Linked DNA regions of Homo sapiens: region 2 is linked to region 1. Evidence: read pairs that join two places in POLR2A ChIA-PET (ENCODE). Cell type or tissue: CD4-positive, alpha-beta T cell. All regions are shown on one strand. Each heading gives the region's core, and the rest is flanking DNA. Links, peaks and the distances in the headings are about the cores only.

Region 1 (11,198 bases), core at 2,529-10,528:
TTTTAGAGTCCCGGCTCACTGTGTTTGGTAACTTGCCATACCATATCCGGCTTGGTTAGGAGGAGGTATTACAGGGGGAGGAGCTTGTCCTTGGGGAGGCTGAGCACCAAATCCACCCATCCAAGCAGCAGAAGGTGATTGACTTGGAAGAAAAAGAAAAAATCTTCAGCAAACACAAGAAAAAAAAAATCACATATGTATTTACACAAAAATCAAGCAGAGCCTAATCACAGAATAGAAAACCAGAAATCAACACACCTACAACAAATAGAAAGATCAAAGAAATAAATGATATATGTGTAGAATACATATTCCAGTATTAGTCTTTGATATTTTTAAGATAACCACAACTTAACACACTGATGTCTGAGGAGTATCTGCAAACTAATTTTTTAAAAATTGTGAATGATTCAACACATCATCTATTACATAAGAAATTTTAAAAACAAGTTCATGTTGGAAACAGTCTCAAAGGAAGAAATCTGAAAATAAAGCTATGGGCTGGCCCTGGGCAGGGGAATTACAAAGGAGGAAACCACTCTATCAACAAAAGAAAAAAAAAAAAAAAAAAGGCCAGTTACTTTGTATCACACAAACCTCAGATTTCTCACACATACCACATAGGCATAAAACCATCAAACTTTTGAATATATCTGGACAAAGATCTTTTACATGCAAAAATAAATAAAAGTGTATCAGAAATGTAAATCAAATTCTACCAACTGCTTACAGGGATCATAGGACACACTAAATGTTACCCCAATCCCCCCTTTCCACCTAGGTAATGAGAAGTAATTTCTTAGCCTCATAAATCATATTTTGTTAGATTAGTTTCTATAATGCTCATAATGCCAAATAGCTCAATGTATATAATTAAAATAGATTCTCCCTAGGAAAACACACTTTTATTTATTTTGTCAGAACCATACGTTTCTATACTGGAAAAACCCAAACAACTTACTCTACTCCAAATCCTTGTTGATTCCATGGTTGCCCGTATACTCCATAAGGCGGTACTTGCCACCCATTTGCCATATACTGTCCATACTGTTGTGGGTTTCCATACACTTGGCTCCATTGGCCCCATTGACTATAGTCAACCTAGGAAAAAGCAAAGTATTGTTTTAGGGAACACATAAGAAACACCGTATATGAAGAAAGAGTGGGAGACAAGGAAGAGAAAAACTAAGTAAGCACCCTTATGTGAATAGGACTCTGTTATTTATCATTGTCTAAGTTTATTGGGGTGGTGACACCTGTGAAAAGAAAGTATTAAGATTCAGTTAATACCGCAAATAATCAATTTTGAAATACAATCAACTGAAAGTAGCTATATGCTTTATTTTATTGTTCATTTTACAGAGTTTCCAAAGCTTTTATGTGACATGTAAGATGGAAACCTTAAAGAATGCTATGAAAAATCGAATTACCTGTTGGAAGTTTTTAGTCATATCAGGAGATTCTTTACCCCAATAGCATTTAACCACATGTCCTTCAATCGTAGTACCGTTCACCGAAACAATGGCATGGGCTGCACTTTCATGGGTTGAAAATCTAAGAAAGAAAAATGATATGGTTTTGTCTTTTATTTTTTAAGAACCTAACACAATAAATAACATGGAAACTCATCAGTTTACACCTGCAAGTTGGTATTTTTTTTCTAAAGTACATTAGGTAGGTAGCTTAAACTTCTATACTGCAAAGAAGCACTAAAATAACAAACACTGATACCCTGGAGAACATAAGTGAAAGGAATGAATCAAATATAAGAGTAATAATGATATTTCAAGTAGAGTGTTACCTGACAAATGAATAGCCCTTTTCTGGGAAAACTCTTATTTCCATAATTTGTCCAAATGGTGAGAATGTCTGTCTCATAAGCTGATCTATAAAACAAAACATACAAATAAAACATGGCTGATGTGTATCATGAAATTCATATGAACAGTGATGAAGCTCCTCAGAGGTGATTAGAAAACCAAACATTGTACCTGTTAACCCAGACGCAATTCCTCCACAGTACACAGTACAATTTTTTGGACTTGACTGGTTTACTACATCTTCAAATCTCAACTGCTTAGTGTTGTCTGTATGCAGAAACAAAACAAAAACGTTGACTGTTATATTGTACTATGAAACTCTTCTGTTAATTACTATATACTATTAAGATATGCCTCAGGCCGGGCACCCAGCACTTTGGGAGGCTGAGGTGGGCAGATCACCTGAGGTCAGGAGTTCGAGACCAGCCTGGCCAACATGACGAAATCCTGTCTCTACTAAAAATACAAAAATTAAGGCAGGGCACGGTGGCTCACGCCTGTAATCCCAGCACTTTGGGAGGCTGAGGCAGGTGGATCACGAGGTCACGAGTTCGAGACCAGCCTGACCAACACGGTGAAACCCTGTCTCTACTAAAAATACAAAAATTGGCTGGGTGTGGTGGCACACGCCTGTAATTCCAGCCACTCAGGAGGCTGAGGCAGGAGAATCGCTTGAACCTGCGAGGCGGAGGTTGCAGTGAACTGAGATCGCACCACTGTACTCCAGCCTGGGTGACAGAGCGAGACTCCACCTCAAAAAAAAAAAAAAAAAAAAAAAAAAGATATGCCTCAATGGGAGGAGAAAACATAATTTTTCTTGATGCTATGATTTGACACAGACTTGATCTATAAAATCAGGTGATTCACAGCTCCAAAAATACTTATACCACAGCCCAATTATTTTCAGATAATGAAATATAAAATGAAATAATTAGAGTCTTGCAACACTAATTAAATACTACGTCAGCCTGGACAACGTAACCAGACCCTGTCTCTATAAAAAAATTACAAATTAGCTGGGCATGGTGGCATGTCCCTGTAGTCTCAGTTACTCAGGAGGCTGAGGTGAAAGGATCACTTATACCCAGGAGTTTCAGGCTACAGTGAGCTAAGATCATGCCACCGCACTCCAGCCTGGGCAACAGAGCAAGACCCTGTCTCTTACATAAATAAATTAGAAATTGAGACTAGATGAATACATGATACATGATTTTGTGAAGAATATAATTTTAACACACACAGTGGACATATCTTACTTTCTTGTGTACTTTTAGGTGCAGGTGGTTTACGAGTGGCCCAATTGGTTCGGATTTGACGACCACCCAACCACTGACCGCCCATATGCACAATCGCATTTTCTGCATCCTATGGATAAAAAAGAAAGCACAATCACAAAGAAAAGAGTGATAAATAAGACTCTGTAAGATGAAATAAAATATCGGCGCTGCTGGTTCCATACAAATCAGTAGATGAATTTACTAAATATCCTAAACAAAACGAAACTGAACTATTACCAATTAGAAAACGATTTGAACTTGAGATTCAATCTAAGCAAAAACAGAATACTCTGGCCCTTTATCTTACCACTTCAATAAAATGTAGATGACCTGTAATCCCAGCACTTTGGGAGGCCAAGGCAGGAGGATCACTTGAGATCAGAAGTTTGAGACTAGCCTGGCGAACCCAAGTGAAACCATGTCTCTACCAAAAATATAAAAATGAGCTGGGTGTGGTGGCACATGCTTGTAATCCCAGCTACTCAGGAGGCTGAGGCAGCGCGATCGCTTGAACCCGGGAGGTGGAGGTTGCAGTGGGCTGAGATGGCACCACTGGACTCCAGCCTGGGCAACAGAGCGAGACTCTATCTCAAAAAAACAAAACAAAACAAAACAAAACATTGATTTAAGTTATTGAAACTGCTTTAAAATCAAAGCCCACTTTATTATTTAATGTTACAGTTAATGCAAATGCTTACTTTGGTACCCCTTTTACAAAGAATATATGCAAAAATCAAGATGAATTGCTTAAATTTTTATTTACATAATTTGTTGTAGTCATTCACATCCCAGTTATATAAGAGTATGAATAATAATTTAAAAGGTAGAGTTAAAACTGAGATTTTCATGGTTAAAACTGAATATAATTTACCTAACCTCTAAATTCTCAGATTAGCTCATCTGTCCTAGACTTGGGCTTTACTTCTAAATCCATCTGACCTTTACCAATGTACAAACACAATTTTAATAATCTTCCTTATAGTATAATCATTCTTTTTCTAGCTATTTATTTTCGAGTTTATGAAAGAGGAATGAAATTATACTCTATTATTAAAACATACATAACATTACATAAAAGTTGTGTTTGTAGTTAACATTCAAGTATATTCAAGTTTCAGATTCAATACATTAAGTAACTAATGACTAAATTTAGTATTAAAAAATATAAATTGAGATGGAAGAACGTACCAGTTTGTTATAAAAAGATACAAAACCATAGCCTTTGGATTTTCCAGTTGCCATGTCTTTAACTACCCGGGCATCCCTGTGAAAAGAAGCACAGCTAAATGAGGGAAGTAAGAGCCACCCTCAAAATAAAAACTAAAAGGAACCACACACACTGTATTGTGAGCATTTTTAAAATAAAATTCCAGTTAGCCCTAATTAACTACAACCATTCCTGAACTCTCCCTAATGCTTCTTTACCTGTTAGAAAAAAGCAGTAGGACAAAAACATGTAATAAACATGCAACCTAATCAAATAGCCTGTGCTTTCTAAACTAAATGCTCAAATTTGAAGATTAATAGGAACAACAGTTTCCCTTTCTAATATTCTATTTACTAGTGTCCTCTAAGGTTTACTGATTCTATAAATTACTGTAACAATACTAACTACTTTACCATGCAATCTCTAAATAGTTAAATGTCTTCTGCCTAGTGATACAAAATATATGAAATATTAAAAAATTGAAAAAGAGGAAAAAATAGGAATTAAAAAGGCATACATGGCCTGTTAACAGATTTCTTTATTTTTCTTGGTCAATTCTCTACCATCATTTTGGAGTTTGGGCAGCTGTAAATTTTGAAAAATTGACATTTTCAGAAATTTAAGAAAGGAGAATAAAAAACTAACAACAATGCTAAGCACACCAGTACGAAAACAACAAATTTACACAGAAATTTTAGTGAGTAAGTTAAATGATTGGAAATATAGAACTCCACTGAATATAGAATGTTAAAATGTAAATACTAAAATATGTATATATAAATAATGTATAATAAGAATAAATAGAAATGAGAAAAAAAATCTACAACTGAGTTCCAGTGTGCACAGTTCCTTGCAGTTAGCCTTCAAGATCCTGTCCATTCTTATGAGCAATTCTGCAAAATAACCAGAATGCTATTACTTTTAATTGTGACTTGGACTTAAGAAAAACTGCAGGTCTCAGGTATAAATAAAGATTGAAAAACAGCAACCTGTATTATTTTTATATTGATTTTTAAAATAGTACTACTTACCACATTTAGATTAAAAAGCAAAGCAAATATCAAAACAGAAAGTTAAGAATTACATCTTTTAAAGAAATTAAATCTATAGAACAACAAATTGTATAGAGAAAATATTGTTGTTCTTAGTTGAAACACTTTCCTGTAAAGTAGTACTAAGATGTTTAATTTAAATCTACAGGAAATATACAAAATAAACTGATTTTAATCAGAAAGATAAATTATGATAAACATTTTCTACAATTCATAACCATTTTTAGTTTTCCAATATATTTTTTACCAAGTAACAACAGTAAAATCTGAGCATAAATTTGTTAAAAATCAAACCACATTTGCCTCTTAACTAGTAGAATCAAATATCACTAACAAAAACATCTAATTAATCCCACATTTATGACTCATACATTGAAACATTTTAATAGTATAATAGTACTTTTCACTTATAGCTAAAATATCAAAAACACATTTATCATAATAAAACATGAACATTTCCAATTTAATCACAATATATCCAAGGATTTACCTACTCTCCCCCATTTATAAATTCCTCCTATAAAAGTTATTGAACTCTTACACAGTATAGATCACATTTACTTTTGATTAACTCATTATCCTAAACCATCAAATTTTGAAAACATATGACAAAAAGCTAGACTTTATAAGTTTTACCATTCAAACATCTGCTTCAAAGATAACAAACAGAATCACTTAAATTTTTTTTAACATATTATACACAGGATTAGATGAAAACGAGACCCCAAGACACTGAAATGACATTAACATTTTCAACAACATCCACTACTCAAAACAAACCAAAATAAATAAATGAAAAATAAGAAACAAAACAAAACCATACTAACTAGAGAAAGAAAATCTTAATTCAATTACAAGTTAATCATATACAATTCTGCCTATCATGACTGAGTGTAGTACTGATTATGATACTTACGATATTTTACCAAAGGGGGCAAATGCTGATTTGATATCTTCTGTTGTAATTTCTGGACTCAAATCCCCAACAAACACATGGAAGTGATCTGAAATCAGAGCATTTGGTAATCAAATACTTAAGAAGTCAGCCACTAAAACCTTTTTAAGGCAACTCTAGAGGAGGAAAAAAAAACCTATTTAAGCTGGTAATGCCTCCTGGATAATTTCAGAACTCTTCCACAGTAAAATGCAGCAGGAGTACTTACTGGAAGTATCTTTTTTCTGGCTACTTGGTGTGGTTGCCCAGTTTACTTTGACCTCCTAAAAATAAAGATTATATTTAATAAAATTATTAGGCATGTCATGAGTTACAACACTTACCACTTATTAAATCATTTATCAAGCAGGGTTATTTTTGTAAAAGCACTAAGCTGAATAAAGCAAAACCATCACTCAGCAGCCGAATATCTGCTCAAAAATTTGCCTAGAAAGAATACAAACTAGTTTGACATGCAAATATATGTACTCATAAGGTGCCATCATCCTATTATCTTACCTTTCCCAAAATTTTTCTCCCATTCATAGCAGCTAATGCAGCAGCTGCATCTCTGTGTTCATAAAATTCCACAAAGCAATATGGGTCATTGCTTGTATGCTGCAAAACAGAAAATCCAACAGAAGAGTTGACCCTTCTGCTATCGGGTTGCTGAGAAGAAAATCCAGGAAAAAACATTACTGATAGCTGGGAATATACAAGGTGAGACTGCATAAGCTTATGAAAGCCTAACACTTTTTAAATAAGATTTAAAGCTAAACCTGACTTTGCACCTCAGAATACTGCTGAACTCAAACGGAACTATAAAAGCAGTTGTAGAATCATGAGCATCAGTATTAAATGAAAATAAAGAATTCTGGTGAAGTGTGTTAAATATAAAATAGAAGATTATATTAAACCAAACAAAACCTCAAACTCAGATCTGATGAGGACCACTCCTTACCACTACTTTCCTTCTCCAATATTATTTTTAAATTACGTTCTACTTATGCATCATAATCCTCTATAAGTGGTATCCCAGGATACAGAAATACAGCAAGAACCAACTTCATAAACTACTGATCAAAATTAGGATCAATACTACAAATGATGGAATTCTATGCTGCTACAAAGACTGAATTTTATTGATTTCTTTTCTGGATATGGAAAGAATGAAAATAAAAACAAGAAAACTTAAGCTTTATAACCAGCTACTGAAATGAATTCCCTACCTTCCAAAATAGTCTAATGTACTGAAGATTCTATATACTTTGAATTTGGTCTTCCAAAGATCAGAGAAATAACAGTGGTGATCAAGAAAAGAGGTTCTGAAAATGTATCTGAATAAAATATTCCAAGACAAAGCTATAAGTTTACATCATAAGAACACCATATAAAAAATCTATATTAAATATATTCTGCAACCCTGTGCTTGACAGTAGTTACCTAAAACACATTTATAAAGATGTGAAGAAAGTAGTACTACCTAAGCTATAGCAACATTCTCACCTGACAACCAAACTAGAAATGAATTTCTATGAAACTGCAACCTGTACTGAATAGCTGCACAACTGTACAAATACATATTTTTATGTAAGGCTAAAAACATTCATCATTATTCAATGTAAAATGCCCTATAAGAATAATATTTAAAATGTGGAATTCTAGTTGGACTTACAAGGGATAAATATACCAGATAAAATAAAGATCTTTTCAACCACAACAGTTTTTCATTCCAGGAAAGTTTTAGAAGAAAAATCCAAAATAAGACGTCTAAACAATAGTGGCAAAGGAACCAGAAGGCATTTCCTTGAGGGAAAAAAAGTGGGATCGTTAATACTGACAACAAAACTATGGGCTCTCATACAAAATCCTACTGTTGTAGCCACGTGAATGCTGTTCTTAAGAGGTAAAGAAAGGAAATGGGGGAAGACTTCAAATGAAAACACACATTTAAATTCTTGTAAAAGAGTTATTACATTTACCATAAATATTCATTGAAGAAAGGACATCAAAATAAATAAGAGGCTAAAATTGTGCTAGTTGAGTTTTCCTTTCACTCCTATCTCTTTTGCCCCAATGGTCTCTAAGGAAAACACTGATAATCACAGCAAAACATACAGGGGTCCAACAGCAGATCTATGATAATCCCATACACTTTAGGAAACTAGTCTACTCGTGAATACCAATTTCAAATCTATCTAATAGTAGGCCAGCTCCCAATCAATGTATGCACGTGCATGTATATATACACATATATTCACTGACATCACATATTTTATATATTCACATCACACTGCATATCATCTAATTTAAGACACCACTTATTTCTAAGTCACATCCCAACTGTCAGATATTAAAATTCTAAAAAAATTTGACTTAGAATCAATAATATATATTTGTATTATATAAGGAAAGCTAGAATCTATGATAACAACATCTAAAGTAAAAAAAAAATCATAAAACTATGGGGGAAAAAGGATTTTTCACATACTGAAATGAAATTTATGAAAGAAAAATAAATAGCTGCTAGATACTCTGCTAGAGTTTATACCCTCTGGAAGCTTCTTATTTACACCACCAAGTGACATCCTAAAAATCAATTATGGGCTGGGTGCAGTGGCTCACACCTGTAATCCCAGCACTTTGGAAGGCTGAGGCAGCTGGATCACTTGAGGTCAGGAGTTCGAGACCAGCCTGACCAACATGGTGAGACCCCCATCTCTACCAAAAATACAAAAAATTAGCTGGGTGTGGTGGCGGGCGCCTGTAATCCCAGCTACTCAGGAGGCTGAGGCAGGAGAATCGTTTGAACCTGGGAGGCAGAGGTTGCAGTGAGCCAAGATCGTGCCACTGCACTCCAGCCCGGGCAACAGAGCCAGACTCTGTCTCAAAAAAAAGTGCTCACGCCTGTAACCCAAGCACTTTGGGAGGGCGAGGTGGGCGGTTCACGAGGTCAGAAGATCAAGACCATCCTGGCTAATATGGTGAAACCTTGTCTCTATTAAAAATACAAAAAATAAAAAAATAAAAAATATTAGCTGGGCATGATGGCACGCACCTGTAGTCCCAGCTACTTGGGAGGCTGAGGCAGGAGAATCACTTGAACCCAGGAGGCCAAGGCTGCAGTGAGCCGAGATCATGCCATTGCACTCCAGCCTGGGCAAAAGAGCAAGATTCCATCTCAAAAAAAAAAAAAAAAAAAAAAAATCAATTATGGCTGGGTGCAGTGTCTCATGCCTATAATCTCAGCACTTTAGGAGGATGAGGCAGAGGCAGGAGGATCACTTGAGCCTAGGAGTTTAGGACCAGCCAGAAGTTCGGGACCATTGGTAACATGGTGAAACCAATCTCTACAAACACATTTAAAAATGAACTAGGTGTGGCGGTGCTGTCCCAGCTACTTGGGAGACTGAGGTGGGAGGATCACTTGAACCCAGGAGGTGGAGGCTGCAGTGAGCCATGATGGCGCCACTGCACTCCAGCCTGGAGGACAGAGTCAGACCCTGTCTCTTAAAAAAAAAAAAAAAAAATCCGTTATGTCCCTACCTTATTTAGCGTTGTCACCAATTTTTGTTGGATGACATAAATGTCAAGACAGAGAAATATGAGACTTTACAAGCTCAAATCTAGGAGTTCTAGAATATGGATGTTATGAAAATTCATTTCGAGTCCCTCTACCCTTCAAATAGCTGTATGTATACATGGGGTTTTAAAAAATAGTTAAAATAAATCTTTACAAATGTTTCTCAAAAATTTTCTAGTGAGTCTTTCCCCACTTTCTCACAACCCGTTCTCTCCTAAACCTACTTCTGTCAGCTTCCAAGCTAACCATGCCACTGAAACTGCATGTTGAGCTCAACAATGACCTCTCTGCTGCTTCTGTGATTCCTTTTCCATCCTAATCTTTACTTCCAAGCAGAATTCACTACAGTTGACCACCATCCTCCTTTAAACATTCTCTTCTGTCTCCTACCACACTCTGGTTTTCCTGTTTCCTCACTGTAGGATCTTTCTTCCCTTACTCAAACTCTAAATGTTGAGCTTGTCCAGGGCTCAGACCTCACGGCCTCTGTGCTCTTCTTTACCATCATTCTCTCTCTGTGAACTCATCTAGTCCCATGGCTTCATGGATTCAAATACCACTGCAAGCTTCAGCACCGGTCTCTCTAGAGTTGCAAACTACTTTATCCAACTGCCTAATCTAACGTCCACTTTGATGTCTAATTCATGTCTTAAATCTAACATCCAAAACACAATTTCTGATTCCCACCACTCCCCATGGTGACATCCATCAGGTCACCCCCACTTTAGCAAATAAATAGCATTACCAACTATACAACTGCATTAACATGAATCTTAGGGTATTTCCTGATTTCTTCCTTTCCCTATGTCCCACAGCCAACCCAGTCCTATCAATTCTACCTCCAAAATATATTCCAAATCTATCAACCTCTGTCCTTATCTTGACTTCGGCTAGCACTTTCGAGAATAAGCCTCCATCATCTCTTACCTAGACTAGTGAAGTAAATCCAGATGGTTTTTCTCCTTCTGCTCTTGCCCGCTACAATCTATTCTCCATAAAACAGTCATTCTCTACATAGAGTAGTAAGCTTAAATATGCAAATCTTGGCACCTCATCCCCCTGCTTAAGCCCCTCCACTGGTCTGCCACAGCAATCAGAGTAAAACCTAAACTATGTCATGGACCATAATGTCCTGTGATTCTGAATCCTGCTGTTAGACTCATTTCCCTTAACTCCCCTCCATCCCTCACCAGACTCTAGCCATCGGTCTTTGATTCCACAAACACAAGTTCATTACCAACTCAAGACTTGTATTTGCTGTTTCCTCTGCCTCCAGCTCTTACCATAGATAGCACCATCTTGTTATTCATCTCAGCTCAAAGAGG
Region 2 (17,296 bases), core at 5,473-13,472, 60 kb after region 1:
AATTAATCTGGAACAGAGGAACTTCAGAAAATCGTAACAAGTTTTCCCCAGGTGCAAGTGCATTAAGCTCCATGCCTATACCCTATAAGAACAACCCTAAAAAGGGCCGAGCGTGGTGGCTTATGCCTGTAATCCCAGCACTTTGGGAGGCCGAGGCAGGTGGATCACTTGAAATCAGGAATTAAAGACCAGCCTGGCCAACATGGTGAAACCCCATTTCTACCCAAAATACAAAAATTAGCCAGTTTTGGTGGCACTGTACTCCCAGCTACTTGGGAGGCTGAGACAGGAGAATCACTTGAACCCAGGAGGCGGAAGTTGCAGTGAGCTGAGATCTTACCACTGCATTCCAGCCTGGGTGACACAGTGAGACTCCATCTCAAAAAAAAAAAAAAAAAAAAAAAAAAAAAAAAAAAACCCTAAAGAAAGCAGCATTATATTGAATATTGACAATGGAAAATAAAATAAAATAAAATAAAAAGAAAGCAACAACAAAAAGGCCAGACCAAGACTTGTTAGATGATAAGCTTCCTCTATTCAATTGTTTAATATTTTATTTTTTATTTTTTTATTTTTGAGACGAAGTCTCGCTGTCGCCCAGGCTGGAGCACAATGGTGCGATCTCGGCTAACTGCAACCTCTGCCTCCCAGGTTCAAGCGATTCTCCTGCCTCAGCTTCCCAAGTAGCTGGGATTACAGGTGTGTGCCACCATGCCTAGCTAATTTTTTTGTATTTTTAGTAGAGATGGGGTTTCACCATGTTGACCAGGCTGGTCTTGAACTCCTGACCTCAGGTGATCCACCTGCATTGGCCTCCCACAGTGCTGGGATTACAGGCGTGAGCCACCATGCCTGGCCTAAATTTTAAATACATTTTCAAACAAGCGTATGTGTTATATATCATTTATGTACTTAAAAATTATTAACATTTAAAAAATCAAAATATAAGGCCGGATGTGGTGGCTCATGCCTGTAATCCCAACACTTTGGGAGGCTGAGACAGGAGCATTCCTTGAGGCCAGGAGTTTGAGACCAGCTTGAGCAACATAGTGCTTGAGCAACCTCACCTCTATGAAAAATAAGAAAATCAACTGGATGTGGTGGTGCACGCCTGTAGTCCAAGCTACTCAGGAGGCTGAGGCAGGAGGATTACTTGAGCACAGGAGGTCAAGGTATAGTGAGCTATGGTTGCACCACTGAACTCCAGGATGGACAACAGATCAAGATCCTGTCTCTAGAAAACAAACAAACAAACAAACCAAACATAAATAAGGAAAATGGTGTTAAATATTCTTTCTACTTACTAAGAACAATGTTTCTTTTCATTAGTGAAAAGTAATAAAGTTAAACCAGTTTGGTCTGTCAGGGTAAACAGCTGCTCCCTGGTAGAAGAATGTGATCTTTAGACACAAACAACAACAACCAAGAAAATCATTAAACTGAAGCCAAGTTTCCAGAGGGACCCAGGGGAAGTAATGAAAAGAATCCTTCAAAATGTAACAACACATTTTCTATAAAATGGAAATGGCTTTGGGGAAATGTTCTGAGGGGTTTGTTCACCACAGCTTGGGAAAAGAAAAACGTGTTTTCAAGCACAGCAAAAAGAACCTGTGTCCAGCAGCCAAGAGATGATGCAGAAACACTGGAGTCTGTAAAAGCTTTGATTCTAGAAAACTTTCTTTCCTTTTTTTTTTTTTTTTGAAACAGGGACTTGCTCTGTCACCCAGGCTGGAGTGCAGTGATGCAATCTTGGCTGACTGCAACCTCCACCCTCCATTTCTCAGGCTCAAGCAACCCTCCCACCTCAGGCTCCTGAGTAGCTGGGACTACTGGTATGTACCACCACAGTACACACTCAGCTAATTTTTTAACTTTTTTTTTTTTTTTTGAGACAGCCTCCTGAGTGGCTGGGACTACAGGCACGTGCCACCATGGCTGGCTAATTTTTTGTATTTTTAGTAGAGACGGGGTTTCACCATGTTAGCCAGGATGGTCTCGATCTCCTGACCTCGTGATCCACCTGCCTTGGCCTCCCAAAGTGCTGGGATTACAGGCATGAGCCACCATGCCCGGCCTTTTTTTTGTTTTGTTTTTTTTAAGACGGAGACTTGCTCTGTTGCCCAGGCTGCAGTGCAATGGCACAATCTCGGCTCACTGCAACTTCCACCTCCCAGGTTCAAGCGATTCTCCTGCCTCAGCCTCCCAAGTAGCTGGGATTACAGGCGCCCGCCACCATGCCTGGCTAATTTTTGTATTTCTTAGTAGAGATGGGGTTTCACCACATTGATCAGGCTGGTCTCGAACTCCTGACCTCAGGTCATCCACCCGCCTTGGCCTCCCAAAGTGCTGGGATTATGGGCATGAGCCACTGCGCCCGGCCCAAAAGATTTTTTATAGAGATGAGGTCTTACTATATTGCCCAAGATGGTCTTGAACTCCTGGATTCAAGCAATTCTCCTGCCTCAGCCTTCCAGAGCACCTGGATTATAGGCATGAGCCACCATGCCCACCTGGCCTAGAGAACTAACTAGACACTTCCAGAAGCCAGGAATACCCTATGCTTGCCTTATTTACCTTTGTATTTCAGATCCTACACACTGGCTAACACACAACAAGCACTCAATAAATATGAGGGTCTTAGTTCAAGAGCAAGGAAAGATCTGATAATGTGGCAATAACAATACACTACATTTTACAGTCAGTGGCAATTTAATGTTATTTCATTTCTCAACTCATCTCTGGGCAATGAGATTACAGATGTTCTTTTTTGTATTTTTATGCATTATCTGAATTGTTTACAAGGATGTATTTTGAAATAGAAAATAATAAACTTGACTCCCCATTAGGAAAAAGCAATTCTCATAACCATCATTGCCAGTTTTTTGACACCTTTTGGAAAAGGGTAGGGAATTAATTCTGCCATTGACTATAATTCAGCAGGAGGGCCAAGTGAATTCCTTCATTTCATAATATTTAATCAACACCAACTTGTGTTAAGAATGGAACTAGGTAGGCATGAGGAATGTATATGTGCTCCAAATACCAGCTTATGGCCTAAGGAGAGAGACAGACATTGAACACATACTGCCACTAACAAGTGTCCAGGTGCAACTGTGGCAGCTGCTATGGGAAAGGTAATAGAGCACCTGTGACCCTGAGATTGGTCTCCTGCTTGGGCCTAACTCCATATGTTTGCTCTTACAAATGTGTTTCCCTACCCAGAAGGCCCTTCCTTCTTCCTCCATATAGTCAAACTTGACTTTGCTTTGGAATCTTGCTTAAATCTCTAGTTCCTGTTCAAGGTCTGTCTGATTGGAGGCTTCCTTCGGGTAATGTCAGATAGCACCACCAAGATAATGCAATTCGTTAGGAGTTATATTAGCCAGGGTTTCCCAGAGAAAAAGAACCAACAGGATGTGTAAATATAGAGAGAGATCTATTGTAAGGACTTGACTCACAAGATTATGGAGGTGCAAATCCAAAGTCTGCAGGTTAGGTGGGCAAACTAGTGATTTAGGGAAGGGGCAGGGGCAGTCTGCTGACAGAACTTCTTACCTGGGGAGGTTTGTCTTTGTTCTGTTGAAGACCTTCAACTGATTGGATGAGGCACACCCATACTATGGAGGTCAATCTGCTTTACTTAAAGTCCACAGACCTTTTTCCCGCTTCATAAATCTTTCATTGGAATCAAAGACCACGGATTTAAATGTCAATCTTGGGCTGGGCACGGTGGCTCATGTCTGTAATTCCAGCATTTTGGGAGGCCAAGGCAGGTGGATGGCTTGAGCCCAGGAGTTTGAGACCAGCCTGGGCCAACATAGTAAAACTCTGTCACTACAAAAAAAAAAAAAAAAAAATTAGCCAGGCATGGTGGCGCATGCCTGCAGTCTCAGCTACTTCAGAGGCTGAGGTGGGAGGATCGCTCGAACCCAGGAGGCAGAGGTTGCAGTGAGCCAAGATCATGCCACTGCACTCCAGTCTGGATGACAGAGCAAGACCCTGTTTCAAAAAAAAAAAAAGTCAATTAATGCCATCCAGAAAACGTCTTCACAGAAATATCCAGTATAATGTTTGACTAAACATCTAGGTACTGGGGCCAACTGGACACATAAAATTAACTATCACAGAAGCCTTAACTCCCCAACTAGAGTCTACCATTTTAGAAGGCATGGATCAGCTCTTCCATGTCTTTGAAAGCTTCCATGGAGCCTAGCTGAGGGATTATTGTCAGGAGGTGTTCAAGAAATCCCTGAAGAGGGCTGGGCACAGTGGCTCACGCCTGTAATCCCAGCACTCTGGGAGGCCGAGGTAGGCGGATCATGAGGTCAGACCAGCCTGACGAACATGGCGAAACCCCGTCTCTACTAAAAATACAAAAATTAGCCAGGCGTGGTGGTGCATGCCTGTACTCCCAGCTACTTGGGAGGCTGAGGCAGAAGAATTGCTTGAACTCAGGAAGCGGAGGTTGCAATGAGCTGAGATCATGCCACTGCACTCCAGCCTGGGCAACAGAGCAAGACTCCTTCTCGAAAAAAAAAAAAAAAAAGAAATCTCGAAGCATATAAGAATAGAAGAATGAGATTTAACAGGCTCTCTGGAAGCAACTTTGTGCACCTTCTGGAAACAATAGAAGACATGTACCGGTACCTACTTAAACCTCAGAGTGCAATTCACATGGTGGCAGAGATCCCCAAAGCACAACCCTGATTCTTTCTCCATCCTGAAAACACTGCCCCACACCTTCTAAGACAGTAACGGATTTAGATAGAAATGACTGTCCATTTGGGTTTTAACTTAGCACAGCCCTAGCCAGTGAAGAAAAGACAAAAGAACAAGGCAGAAGAATATTGTGGCCTTGGAAGAAATTCCTGACACTGGTCTCTGACCATCATTTTATGACATGTGTACCTGTTTCAATCTTCATCTTCCTCTCAGCCTATTAAGTCATGCAGCGAGCTCCTACCTCTCACTTCCTTCTATCCCCGACCAAGCTTAAATCAGCCTCAGAGGCTGGAGATAAACCAGGCTCAGAGGAGGGGCCTGGTGGTTTCTCAGTCAATTTGCATTCCAAGCTCAAATTTTCATTTCTAAACCTACAATTTCATTTCCAGGCTTTCCCTTGGTTCCAGAGCTGGCTGCTGCTTAGGCGAGAGTGGGAGGGGGGGGCCTCAGTCAGAAATCTCAAGCAACTGGACCAGAGGTAGAATGCCTCAGGCCATTTTTCAATGCCAGTCCCCATTGTTATGGGTCCCACATCGACCTGGTGCTCTTGTTTAACCCCTTTTGCATCTGTAAAAATCATTTTCATTATCCCTTAGTCCCAGTGGAGAAACAGGCAAAGGATAGGTTCAGACTGTTCGCAGAAGAGAATTCCAAATGTCTCTGAACACATGAAAAGATGCTCAACAGGGGCGAAGTGCAGTGGCTCACGCCTGTAATCCCAGCACTTTGGGAGGCCGAGGTGGGCGGATCACGAGGTCAGGAGTTCAAGACCAGTCTGGCCAACATGGTGAAACCCCGTCTCTGGTAAAAATACAAAAATGAGCCAGGAGTGGTGGTGGGTGCCTGTAATCCCAGCTACTTGGGAGGCCGAGGCAGGAGAATCGCTTGAAACCACAAGGCGGAGGTTACAGTGAGCCGAGATCGCACTGTACTCCAGCCTGGGCAACAAGAGTAAAACTCTGTCTCAAAAAAAAAAAAAAGAAAAAAAAGAAAAGATGCTCAATTACACTCATCATAATAGAAATTCAAATTAAAAGCATAAGGGGAATATATCAGATTGGCAAAGATCAGAACATTAGCTAACACGGTCCGGTAAGATCATGGGGCCTCTTTCCAGCCAGCGCCGAGTGATGGGCATCTCTCAGGACAACTGGCACAAGCGCCGCAAGACTGGCAGCAAGAGAAAGCCCTACGACAAGAAGCGGAAGTATGAGTTGGGGCACCTGGCTGCCAACACCAAGATTGGCCCCCACCACATCCACACAGTCCGTGTGCGGGGAGGTAACAATAAATACGGTGCCCTGAGGCGGGACATGGGGAATTTCTCCTGGGGTTCAGAGTGTTGTACTCGCAAAACAAGGATCACTGATGTTGTCTACGATGCGCCCAATAGCAAGCTGGTCCGTACCAAGACCCTGGTGGAGAACTGCTTCGTGCTCACTGACAGCACACCGTACCACCAGTGGTATGAGTCCCACTATGCGCTGCCCCTGGGCTGCAAGAAGGGAGCCAAACTGACTCCTGAGGAAGAAAAGACTTTAAACAAAAAACGATCTAAAAAAATTCAGAAGAAATACGATGAAAGGGAAAAGAATGCCAAAATCAGCCGTCTCCTGGGGGAGCAGTTCCAGCAGGGCAAGCTTCTTGCATGCGTCGCTTCAAGGCTGGGACAGTGTGGCCAAGCCCATGTCTATGTGCCAGGGGGCAAGGAGATGGAGTTCTATCTTAGGAAAATCAAGGCCCGGAAAGGCAAATAAATCCTCATCCTTTCTGTCTTTGCCCATGGAATAAAGGTGTCTATTGTTCTGTGGCAAAAAAAAAAAAAAAAAAAAAAAAAGTCATGGGGAACGTGCACTCTGAACGCTACTGGTGCGAGGCTGACCTTCCCTGACCTCCTTGGAGACAAATTTGGCAAAATAACTTAAATTTTAAAACGCATTGGCCTGATGATGGAGCACTTCCACTTCCAGGTATTGATAGACCTACTCGTACTTTCTTGCAAAATGACCTGTGCACAAGAAAATACACTGAAGGCCAGGCACGGTGGCTCATGCCTGTAGTCCCAGCACTTTGGGAGGCTGAGGCAGGTGGATCATTTGAGGTCAGGAGTTTGAGACCAGCCTGGCCAATGGTGAAATCCCATCTCTACTAAAAATACAAAAAAATAAGCCAGGCATGGTGGTGCACGCCTGTAATCCCAGCTACTTGGGAGGCTGAGGCAGGAGAATCACTTGAACCCAGGAGGTGGAGGTTGCAGTGAGCCGAGATCATGCCATGCACTCCAGCCTGGGTAACAGAGTGAGACCCTGTCTGTCTGTCTCTGTCTCAATCTCTCTCTCTCTTTCTGTCTCTCTCTCTCTCTCTCTCTCTCTCTATATATATATATACATATATACACACACACACACACACACAATGCAGCATTGTTTGTAATAGCAGAAGATTGGAAACTATCTAAATATCTATTAATAGGAGACCAGTTCAATAAATTAGGAAGTACTGTACAGTCACTTAAAGGAGTAAAGAGGCTCTGTGTGGAGTGATATGGAAAATTTCACAGGAACATTGTTAAGTAAAAAGAGGAAGGTGAATGCCAGTGCACATGGCTATCATTTTACGAGTAGGAAGAACGTGCACATATATGTTGGTAAATGAATGGGAGACCCCCTGGAAAAACACCCAGTAAGCTGGAGACATTGGTTGCCTCTAGAGCAGGGAACTGGGAAGCTGGGGAGCATAGAGGAAGGGAAGTTTCTTTTTCTTTTCTTTTCTTTTTTTTTTTTTTTGAGACAGAGTCTTGCTCTGTGACCCAAGTTAGAGTGCAGTAGCATGATCTCGGCTGACTGCAACCTCCGCCTCCTGGGTTCAAGTGATTCTCCTGCCTCAGCCTCCCAATGAGCTGGGATTATAGGTGCCACCATGCTGGGCTAGTTTTTTGTGTTTTTTTTTTGTTTTTTTTTTTTTTGTATTTTTAGTAGAGACGGGGTTTCACCATGTTGGCCAGGTTGGTCTTGAACTTCTGACCTCAGGCAATCAGCCCACCTCGGCCTCCCAAAGTGCAGGGATTACAAGTGTGAGCCACTGAGACTAGCCGGGAGGTTTATTTTTCATCGAGTACCTGTTATGGGTTGAATTGTGAACCTCCCCCACCCCCGCCAAGTTATATGTTGAAGTCCTACCTCAGGACCTCAAAATGTGAGTGTATTTGGAAATAGTGTCATTGCAGATGTAATTAGTTAAGATGAGGTCATACTGGAGTAGGGTGGGCCCCTAATGTCCTTGTTGAAAAGGGAGAATTTGAGGCTGGGTGCAGTGGCGCATGCCTGTAATCTTAGCACTTTGGGAGGCTGAGACAGGAGAATCACTTGAGCCTAGGAGTTCAAAACCAACCTTGGCAACACAGTGAGACCCCATCTCTATATAAAAAAGAAAAAAGAAAAGGAGGCGGCCGGGTGTGGTGGCTCATGCCTCTAATTCCAGCACTTTTGGAGGTCGAGGCGGGGGATCATCTGAGGTCAGGGGTTTGAGACCAGCCTGGCCAATATGGCAAAATTCTGTCTCTACTAAAAATACAAAAATTAGCCAGGCATGGTGGCAGGTGCCTGTAATCCCAGCTACTGGGGAGGCTGAGGCACAAGAATTGCTTGAACGTAGGAGGCAGAGGTTGCAGCGAGCCGAGATCATGCCACTGCACTCCAGCCTGGGCAACAGCGCGAGACTCTGTCCCAAAAAAAAAAAAAAAGGGAGGAATTTGGACCCAGGCAGTCATACAGGAAGAATGCCATGTGAAAATGAAAGCAGAGATCAGCATGATGCCCAGCAAACTACTAGAAGCTAGGTGAGAGGCATGGAACAGAGTTTTCCCTTGCAGCCCTTAGAAGGCTCCAACCTTGCTGACACCTTGACTTGGACTTCTACAGTCCAGACCTGAGACAATGCATGTCTGTTGTTCTAAGCCACTTAGTTTGTGGTACTTTGTCCCAACAGCCCTAGTGAACTAATGCAGTCTCCTTTGGCACCTGGAGTTCTGTATCATGTGTATACTACTGATTATTGATTTAAAACTTTTTTCAACACAAATGTCTCCCGGAAGCCTTCCCAGATTCACTAGGCTGAGTTAGTTGCTCTGTCTTTTCGGCTCCCACAGCATTTTATCTGTATCTCTGCAATAGCACTTACCACGTTGTAATGTAACTTAACTCTTCACAGGGTTCTTGACTCCACAAAATCATTAACTCCTGAGCACAGAGGCTGAGCCTGTTTCATTCATCATTGTAATTCCAGAGACTGGCATCAAATGCTTGTTGGAGTGAATAAACAAATGGGTAACCAGACATTTTTCACTTCCCTCCTACATTCGTATCATTATTTATTGGTTTTTGGCTTGACAAGCTATCCATTCATTCATGTTTAGTCAGGGTGATATAATTGAAAACTGATCTTAAAGAAGAGGTCAGGAATGAAGGTGGTGACAGAGCCATGCTCTCTCTAGAAGACTCTAGGCGAGAATCCTACCTGCCTCTTCCAGCTTCTGGAGGTTGCAGACAATCCTCAGTGCTCCTTGGCTTACAGGTGCATCGCTCTGATCTCTGCCTTCATTGTCACATGGTCTTCTCCCTGTATGTCTGTGTCTCTGTATCAACATTTCCCTCCTTTTATTTTTATTTACTTATTTTTATTTATTTATTTTTGAGACAGAGTCTTCCTCTGTCACCCAGGCTGGAGTGCAGTGGCGCGATCAAGGCTCACTGCAACCTGCACCTCCAGGGTTCAAGCGATTCTCCTGCCTCAGCCTCCCCAGTAGCTGGGATTACAGGTGTGCACCACCACACCTGGCTAATTTTTTTGTATTTTTAGTAGAGATCGAGTTTCACCATATTGGTCAGGCTGGTCTTGAACTCCTGATCTCAAATGATCTGCCCGCCTTGGCCTACCAAAGTGCTGGGATTACAGGCATGAGCCATCGCACCTGGCCCCTCTTTTTATTTTTATTTTTTTGAGGCATAGGTCTCACTGTGTCACCCAGGCTGGAAGGCAGTGGCATGATACTGGCCCACTGCAACCTCTGCCTCCCAGACTCAAGCTATCCTCCCACCTCAGCCTCCCAAGTAGCTGGGACTACAGGCTCACATCACCACGCCCAGCTAACGTTTGCTTATTTTGTAGAGACAGGGTTTCGACATGTTGCCCAGGCTGGTCTCAAACTCCTGGACTCCAGGGATCTGCCTGCCTTGGCCTCCCAAAGTCCTGGGATTATGGTTATGAACTGGTGTCCTCTTCTTATGAGGACACCAGTCATTGGATTAAGGCCCACTCTAATCCAGTATGACCTCATCTCAATTTGATCGCATCTGCAAAGTAATCTCACATTCTGAGGTTGTGGGTAGATATGAACACATCTCACATTCTGAGATTGTGGGTAGATATGAACTTGTGGTGATACTATTCAATGCAGTTCAGCTGCTCAGCTAGGACTCACCTAAAAAAGAGAAGCAGCAAGAGGTGGAGGGCTGTTTTGCCTTGTGGTTAAATACAGGTTGCAGAATCAGCCAGACCTGGCTTCAAATCCTGGTTTTACCTGCTGGTCAGCTATGTGAGCTCAGGCAAGTTATTCAACATCTCCAAGCCTATTTCCTCAACCATGCAATGGGTTTAATAAAAGCCTGTGCTTCCTAGAGTTGCTGGGTAGATAAATGAGATCAGGACAGTGTCTGATATTAAAAAAAAAGAAAAAAGAAAAAAAATAGCTGAGTGCAATGGCTCTTGCCCATAATTCCAACACTTCGGGAAGCAGAGGCAGGTGGATTGCTTGAGGTTGGCAGTTCGAGACTAGCCTGGCCAACATGGTGAAACCCCATCTCTGCTAAAAACACAAAAATTAGCCAGTGTGGTGCCACACACCCATAATACCAGCTACTCAGGAGGCAGAGGTTGCAGTGAGCTGAGATCCCATCACTGCACTCAGCCTGGGCAACAGAGCGAGACTCCACCTCAAAAACTAAAAAGTAAAAAATAGTTAGCGTTTGATGCTAGAGTCCCCAGTACCATGGTTCCTGCCATTCTTTCAGGGAAGAATGTAGACAGTTAAATAGCTAAACAGGATGGTTTGTGATTAAAGGCCCAGGATGTACCTGCCACACAAGGTCAGAGAGCACAGGGCGACTGGGCTCAAGCAGGCACAGACTTTAACTTTTAATAACAAACAGATGCAAAGTTAGTGCTGCAATCTGAAACTCTGCAGCGAAGCCATATTGATTTCCCCTTCCACCTCCAGCAGGGCGTATTTATAGAGCTTATCATAGAAGTCTGCACAGTATAACCAGGCCGGACGTCTTCTATCCCCCTCAGTGCTAATACCTACTGCCTGTAGCCCTTCTCTCCCAGTGCACTCGACCATCAGGACATTAGAGAGAGGCCATGGCTTCCATCCAGATGGCCCTGGCCTCCTTTTATCTAGGCTGCCCCTAGTGGAAGGGCCCCCTGAGAGGGCATGGCTAGTGAAGGTGTGCATGGCTGCACGTGCCGATCTCTCACAACATCCCAAAAGCAAAAAAAACGACCTGGGATGACCAGCATTTTGCACCGATCAGGGAGAACTGGCTGTTCTCCTATGCTGGCTCTTGTGTTCCAATAGAAATGGATTAAATCACCCAGACGCTGAAATCTTGTGGTTGACATTTTCATTTAAAACTCACCATTATAGCTGGGCTTGAGTCCTCTGTCTGTGACCTGTGCTATGAGTCAGTCAGGCCTGGGCACAGCATTAATAGGGCTGATTTATAATCTTCCACAGCAGCCAGCTACGGCTCCTGTTTCCTCAGCATTGAGAAAAAATCATTCGCACAAAACGTTGTTTCTCAATTCTAGCTTTTTACATTTTTTCCCTTGGTGACAAGTGGGACTAAGCCGTTGATTCACTTATGTTTGAGCTCCTGGTTAATAGCGTGGGATCCGGCGTCAATTGCCACAATTCAAATCCCGCCTCCACAAATCAAGAGCCTTGTGTTAACGTCTCCAAACCTTAGTTGCTTCATCTGTAAAAGGAGAATCATAATAACGCCTACCCAGAAGGCTGCTGAGAGGATTGTTCCAGGCTTGGTTCCTCAGGAAGCTGACTATGAGAGGTAGCAAGCTGGACTTTATTACGGAATTCTCCTAGGAGCAACACAGGAAGCAGGACTGTGCAGAGGGAGAAGCTGAGCTGTGATGCAGTCCCAAAGAAAGCAGCAGTCAACCCCAGAGGGCGCTCTGGAGCCGGGGTAGCCCGTTAGCCCTATCCTGAGTTGGACCGAAGGGGCTGGGCCTCTAAGCCCCTCAATAAATCAGTCACTAGATGCAGGTTGTCCCTGGAGGGACGTGTGACCTTGGGCGAGGCAGTTTTCTTCAGCTGCATCAGTCCCCATAGGTAGCTGAGATTCAGCTTCCTACAGCATCCCCAACAGTAGGTGGAATAAGTCCCTCATCCCTGAAAGTGGATCTGGGCAGCACGCATCACAGCTTCTCCCATAAAAATTAAATGCAGTAATCCACACAAAGCCGTTCACACAGTACCTGGCATGCAGTAAATGTTCAATAAATGGTAGCCATTACAACTATTGTTGCTTTAGTAACTACTGTCTGTCAGGCACCATGCTAGAGGCTGGGGACCCAGTGGTGATTGACAAGTCTGCTCCTGCCCTCATGAAACTCAATCCATGGACACATTAGACCATCAGACAAGCAATTGCAATTCAGTGCAATTGACAGGGTGGCATGGGATGTATAAGGGAGCATGTTATAAGGAAAATGTTTATTTAGAAACAGAGTGCTTGTTCCTTGGTACGGCAAGGAAAAATTAGCATTTAGACAAAAAATTTTTTTTAGCAAGGCAATTTTACTTTCTGCAGAAAGGGTGCTCCTTGCAGATGGAACAATAGCAAGAGCACACTTGAACAAAGAAGGGAAGTAATTTTTATCCTTTATGCAGTTTGTCTCTGCTACTGTGTCCTGTCTCTATTGGCTGGAGCGGGACCTCACAGTCTAAATTAAATCCGACTTGCTAATAATTTAAAACTTTCTTAAATAGGTAAAAGCAACAGAGAACAAAGGAAAAGAGGAAGTTGCTTGCGAAAGGACTTAGAAAAGTAATAATATTTTTAAATAAGGAAGGGGCACAGGCTGCAAGCTGGAATGTGCCTGTGAGCACGTCTAGTACAAATATCTTGGTTAAAGTACAAGGACATAGACTGTACTTATTCTTTTTTTTTTTTTTTGAGACGGCGTCTCGCTCTGTCTCCCAGGCTGGAGTGTGGAGTGCAGTGGTGTGATCTCAGCGCACTGCAAGCTCCGCCTCCCGGGTTCACGCCATTCTCCTGCCTCAGCCTCTCGAGTAGCTGGGACTACAGGCGACGGCCACCACGCCCAGCTAATTTTTTTTTTTTTTTGTATTTTTTTAGTAGAGACGGGGTTTCACTGTGTTAGCCAGGATGGTCTCGATCTTCTGACCTCATGATCCACCTGCCTCAGCCTCCCAAAGTGCTAGGATTACAGGTGTGAGCCACCGTGCCTGGCCAACTGTACTTATTCTTTTATATCTAACAGCTACATAGGACAAGGCTTAACAAAGAGTTACTAGCACAAAGCAAGGAGGCTTGAAGGAAGTTTAGTCTTTAAAAGAAACTATTATTTTTAACATTTATGATTTATTCTTTAACAAGAAGGGAAGCTTCGAAGAGGAAACTTTTTACTTTCTGCAGAGCACCTATTGGGTTGGTGCAAAAGTAATCACAGTTTTTGCCATAATAGAAGGGACACATGACTCAGACCAGGAGGATGAAGAAGAGAGATGCCACAGGTAATACCTGATGATGAAGGGGGGTCAGCCAGGCAAAGAGAGCGGGAGGCCATTGGGTGTTGGAGAGAAGGGCTCTCCAGGTGGAGGAAGCAGGGTGGGCAGAGGCAAGGGCAGGCTGTGTCAGTGCCTGCATGATATGGTGCAGCAAGGCCAGCCAGAGTGCACACCAGGCTGAGGGGAGGAAGGTCTTGTGTACACCAAGCCAAGGAGTGTGGAGTCAACAGAGAGGCATTAAAGAATTCTAGGCAGAGAAGGGGCAAGGCCTGTTTTGTGCTTGAAAGATTGCTCTGGCTACCATGTGGGCAACGAATTGGAGATGAACAAGATTAGAGGCTGGTTTACGTGACCAACTGCTTACGCACACACACAGACACACACACATACACACATACACACACACACACACAAAGATTAGAGTCTGGGAGATCCATCAGGAGGCCGTGCCAAGATCCAGATGACAGGCAAAGGTAACCTGGACGGGTTGGTGGCACTAAAGACAGACAGGAGTTCACAATCAAGGAATATCTAGGAAGTGGAATCCACAGATTTAAGGATAATTAAATGGGCCAGGCACGGTGGCTCACATCTGTAATCTCAGCATTTTGGGAGGCCAAGGCAGGAGGATCACCTGAGGTCAAGAGTTCAAGACCAGCCTGGCCAACATGGTGAAACCCTGTCTCTACTAAAAATACAAAAATTAGCTGGGCATGGTGGCGGGTGCCTATAATCCCAGCTACTCGGTAGGCTGAGGCAGGAGAATCGCCTGAGCCAGGGAGGCGGAAGTTGCAGTGAGCCGAGATCACGCCACTGCACTCCAGCCTGGGTGACAGAGCAAGTCTCAAAAAAAAAGGATAATTAAATGGTGAGGGGCAAAAGAAATTTAGGGTTATGCTTAAGCTTCTGATCTGGGCAGATGAACTCCAGGAGGCCTAAAGAGGGAGTGTCTGAGGGCCTGGAGAAAAGAAAAAGCCACCGAGGACAGACATGATGCTCAGTATTCAACGTGGCTCAAAGCAGCTTCTTCCAGCCAGCTCTCCAAGACTTGTGTCTCTGTTTTAGACAAACCCTGCGGAAGTCCCTAGCGGAGGATAACTCTTCTGCGGTGAGCAGGTCTATGCACACCTACCCTCAAAGGCTGAGGAAACTGAGAAGCTGAAGAAAGAGGTGGACAAATCCAGTTTCTCAGAGAGAAACACTTAATAGGGACTTACAAACACAAGCCATGTCCTGGATGGCTGCAAGACAAGATGGCGGGTCCCTGCACTGTTACCCTGAAGTCCCAGGGCTTGTATACCACAGGGAATTCGCCACAGGCAGGATTTATAGTAAGTATGTGTTTACAGTAACACCAACGTTATTTTGACCGAAGGGTAAGTATGTGAAAATAGAAATCTTAGAGGCATTCCTGGAACGGGTTCATCAGAAACGAACATGGCAGATGAGCATCCAGGATGGAGCTGCTTTAGCCTCCAGAGCAACTGTCAGAAGCAGCTATGTTAATCCCAGAGTAACCTGCTTCCTCCCTGCTGCTTCTTTCAGGGGAAAAATGGCCAACACCACTTTCAGTATTTGTTTGTTTATTGAGACAGAGTCTTCCTCTGTTGCGCAGGCTGAAGTGCAGTGGCGTGATCTCAGCTCACTGCAAACTCCGCTCCCCGGGTTCCAGCGATTCTCCTGCCTCAGCCTCCCAAGTACCTGGGATTACAGGCACCCACCATCATGCCCGACTAATTTTTGTATTTTTAGTAGAGACGGGGTTTCACTATGTTGGCCAGGCTGGTCTCAAACTCCTGACCTCAAGTGATCCCCCCCACCTCTGCCTCCCAAAGTGCTGGGATTACAGGCATGAACCACCACACCCAGCCTCTGTGTTTATTTAAACTGTAGTTACTTAAACTGTAGTGGAAAGCAAATTGAGCAAGGAAGAAGATAGAAATAAAATTTCACTCTGGATTCAATCTTCGATAAACATCAACATTTATTGAATATGGACTCTGGGTTCAGGGCTGCAGACATAAGGAAGCATAAGGCAGACACTGACTAGTGAATTTGGGGGTCTAGTTCCTTCAACAGTAATATTTCCTATGGGAAACTAGTGCACTGACATTCGGGTTTATACACCTGTCTCTAACATGTTTGGTGACCTGCATCAGTCCCTGGGGCCTGATCATCACTGGAGTTACTGGACTCCAAAGCGGATAAGCATACTTTTACAAGTGAGAATCATTCCATTGGAAATGATAGGCAGGCCTCTCTGGCATTTTCTCCAGAAGGAGTAAGCTGAGGGCAGGAAGGGGCAGAGGTATTGACTGGGGTTCGAGGATATTCTCTGATTCCGAATTGAAAACTAGGCCCAATATTAGTTCAAAGCGTTTCTGGGGAAGGGAATGAGTCAGTATGTCTAAAGATCTAAAATGTCACCTCCCAAACATTCTCTCTTTCTGGAACACAGTCTCTCTTTCCCAGGGGAATTGGGGTGCTCATTGACGTTTGTTAAATAAAAGTTATAAGAGGTCACTGTTTTGGACTAAGCTCCTGCATTTGGCCTTAACAAACCCGACGAAAAATCAGAAAGGAGTCACTCATGCTAAAGTTCCACATCACCAAACCAAAACCAAGTTGTTATCTGACTTTCTGAGAAATCAGGAGAGGTGATAGTCTAATTTCCCAAACAGGCTACTTTCGAATGAGGGGTGAGGGTTGGGGAGTGACAGGAGGTGGCTGGGGGCACCAACTCCGTGCAGTCGAAAATCCCTGCAAAGCTGGGCGAGGTGGCTCATGCTTGTAATCCCAGCACTTTGGGAGACGGAGACGAGTGGATCACTTGAGACCAGGAGTTTGAGACCAGCCTGGCCAACATGGCAAAACCCTGTCTCTACTAAAAATACAAAAATTAGCCAGGCATGGTGGTGCACACCTGTAATCCCAGCTACTCAAGAGGCTGAGGCAGGACAATCGCTTGAACCCAGGAGGCAGAGGTTACAGTGAGCTGAGATTGCCCCACTGCACTCCAGTCTGGGAGAGAGAGCAAGAACCTGTCTCAAAAAAATAAATAAATAAAATAAATAAAATAAGAAAAGAAAGGAAAAAAGAAAATCCCTGCATACTTTTTTGTTTGTTTGTTTTTGAACTGGAGTCTGGCTCTGTCGCCCAGGCTGGAGTGCAGTGGCATGATCTTGGCTCACTGCAACCTCCGCCTCCTGGGTTCAAGCAGTTCTGCCTCGGCCTCCCGAGTAGCTGGATTACAGGCATGTGCCACACGTCCAGCTAATTTTTGTATTTTTAGTAGAGTTGGGGTTTCACCATGTTGGCCAGGCTGGTCTCAAATTTCTGATCTCAAGTGATCCGCCGCTTGGCCTCCCAAAGTGCTGGGATTACAGGCGTGAGCCACCATGCCCCGCCCCTGCATACTTTGAATCTCCCAAAACTACCAATAGCCTACTCTTGACGGAAAGCCTTGCCAATAACATGAACAGTCAATTAACACATATGTTGTATATGTATTATATGTATTCGTGCAATAAAGTAAGCTAGAGAAAAGAACATGTTAAGAAAATCATAAGGAAGAGATTTTACATTTACATAAGGAAGAGTAGTACACTTACTACTCATTTAGTGGACGTGATCATCATAAACGTCATCATCCTCATTATCTTCACGTGGAGGCTGAGGAGGGGAAGGAAGAGGAAGGGTTGATTCTCCTGTCAAGGGGTGGCAGAGACAGAAGAGGTGGAGGAGGTG

Evidence for each region. Peaks named below come from ENCODE experiments on the same cell type or tissue, not always from the same donor. Only the 100,000 strongest peaks of a DNase experiment are listed, where the experiment ranks them.
Region 2: POLR2A ChIA-PET joins it to region 1 with 20 read pairs; 23 of 35 experiments call an interaction of 5 or more read pairs at or near these places.

The regions. Positions count from the first base shown.
Region 1 is chr10:119,575,650-119,586,847 of GRCh38, forward strand. TIAL1 (TIA1 cytotoxic granule associated RNA binding protein like 1) reads right to left here. Exons shown (of 12, transcript NM_003252.4): 3 at 6,810-6,908; 4 at 6,520-6,574; 5 at 6,273-6,360; 6 at 4,286-4,361; 7 at 3,077-3,185; 8 at 1,992-2,087; 9 at 1,802-1,886; 10 at 1,431-1,554; 11 at 962-1,101; 12 at 1-142. The coding sequence ends at 16. Among named protein-coding and RNA genes, the nearest start is that of TIAL1, 16 kb to the right of the region's middle. In CD4-positive, alpha-beta T cell, for the core only: no CTCF peak of the experiment used is centred there; no DNase peak of the experiment used is centred there.
Region 2 is chr10:119,632,604-119,649,899 of GRCh38, forward strand. It overlaps the pseudogene RPS8P4. Among named protein-coding and RNA genes, the nearest start is that of BAG3, 10 kb to the right of the region's middle. RefSeq lists silencers at 1,621-1,821, 4,301-4,524. In CD4-positive, alpha-beta T cell, for the core only: no CTCF peak of the experiment used is centred there; DNase peaks (open chromatin) are centred at 10,148 and 11,971.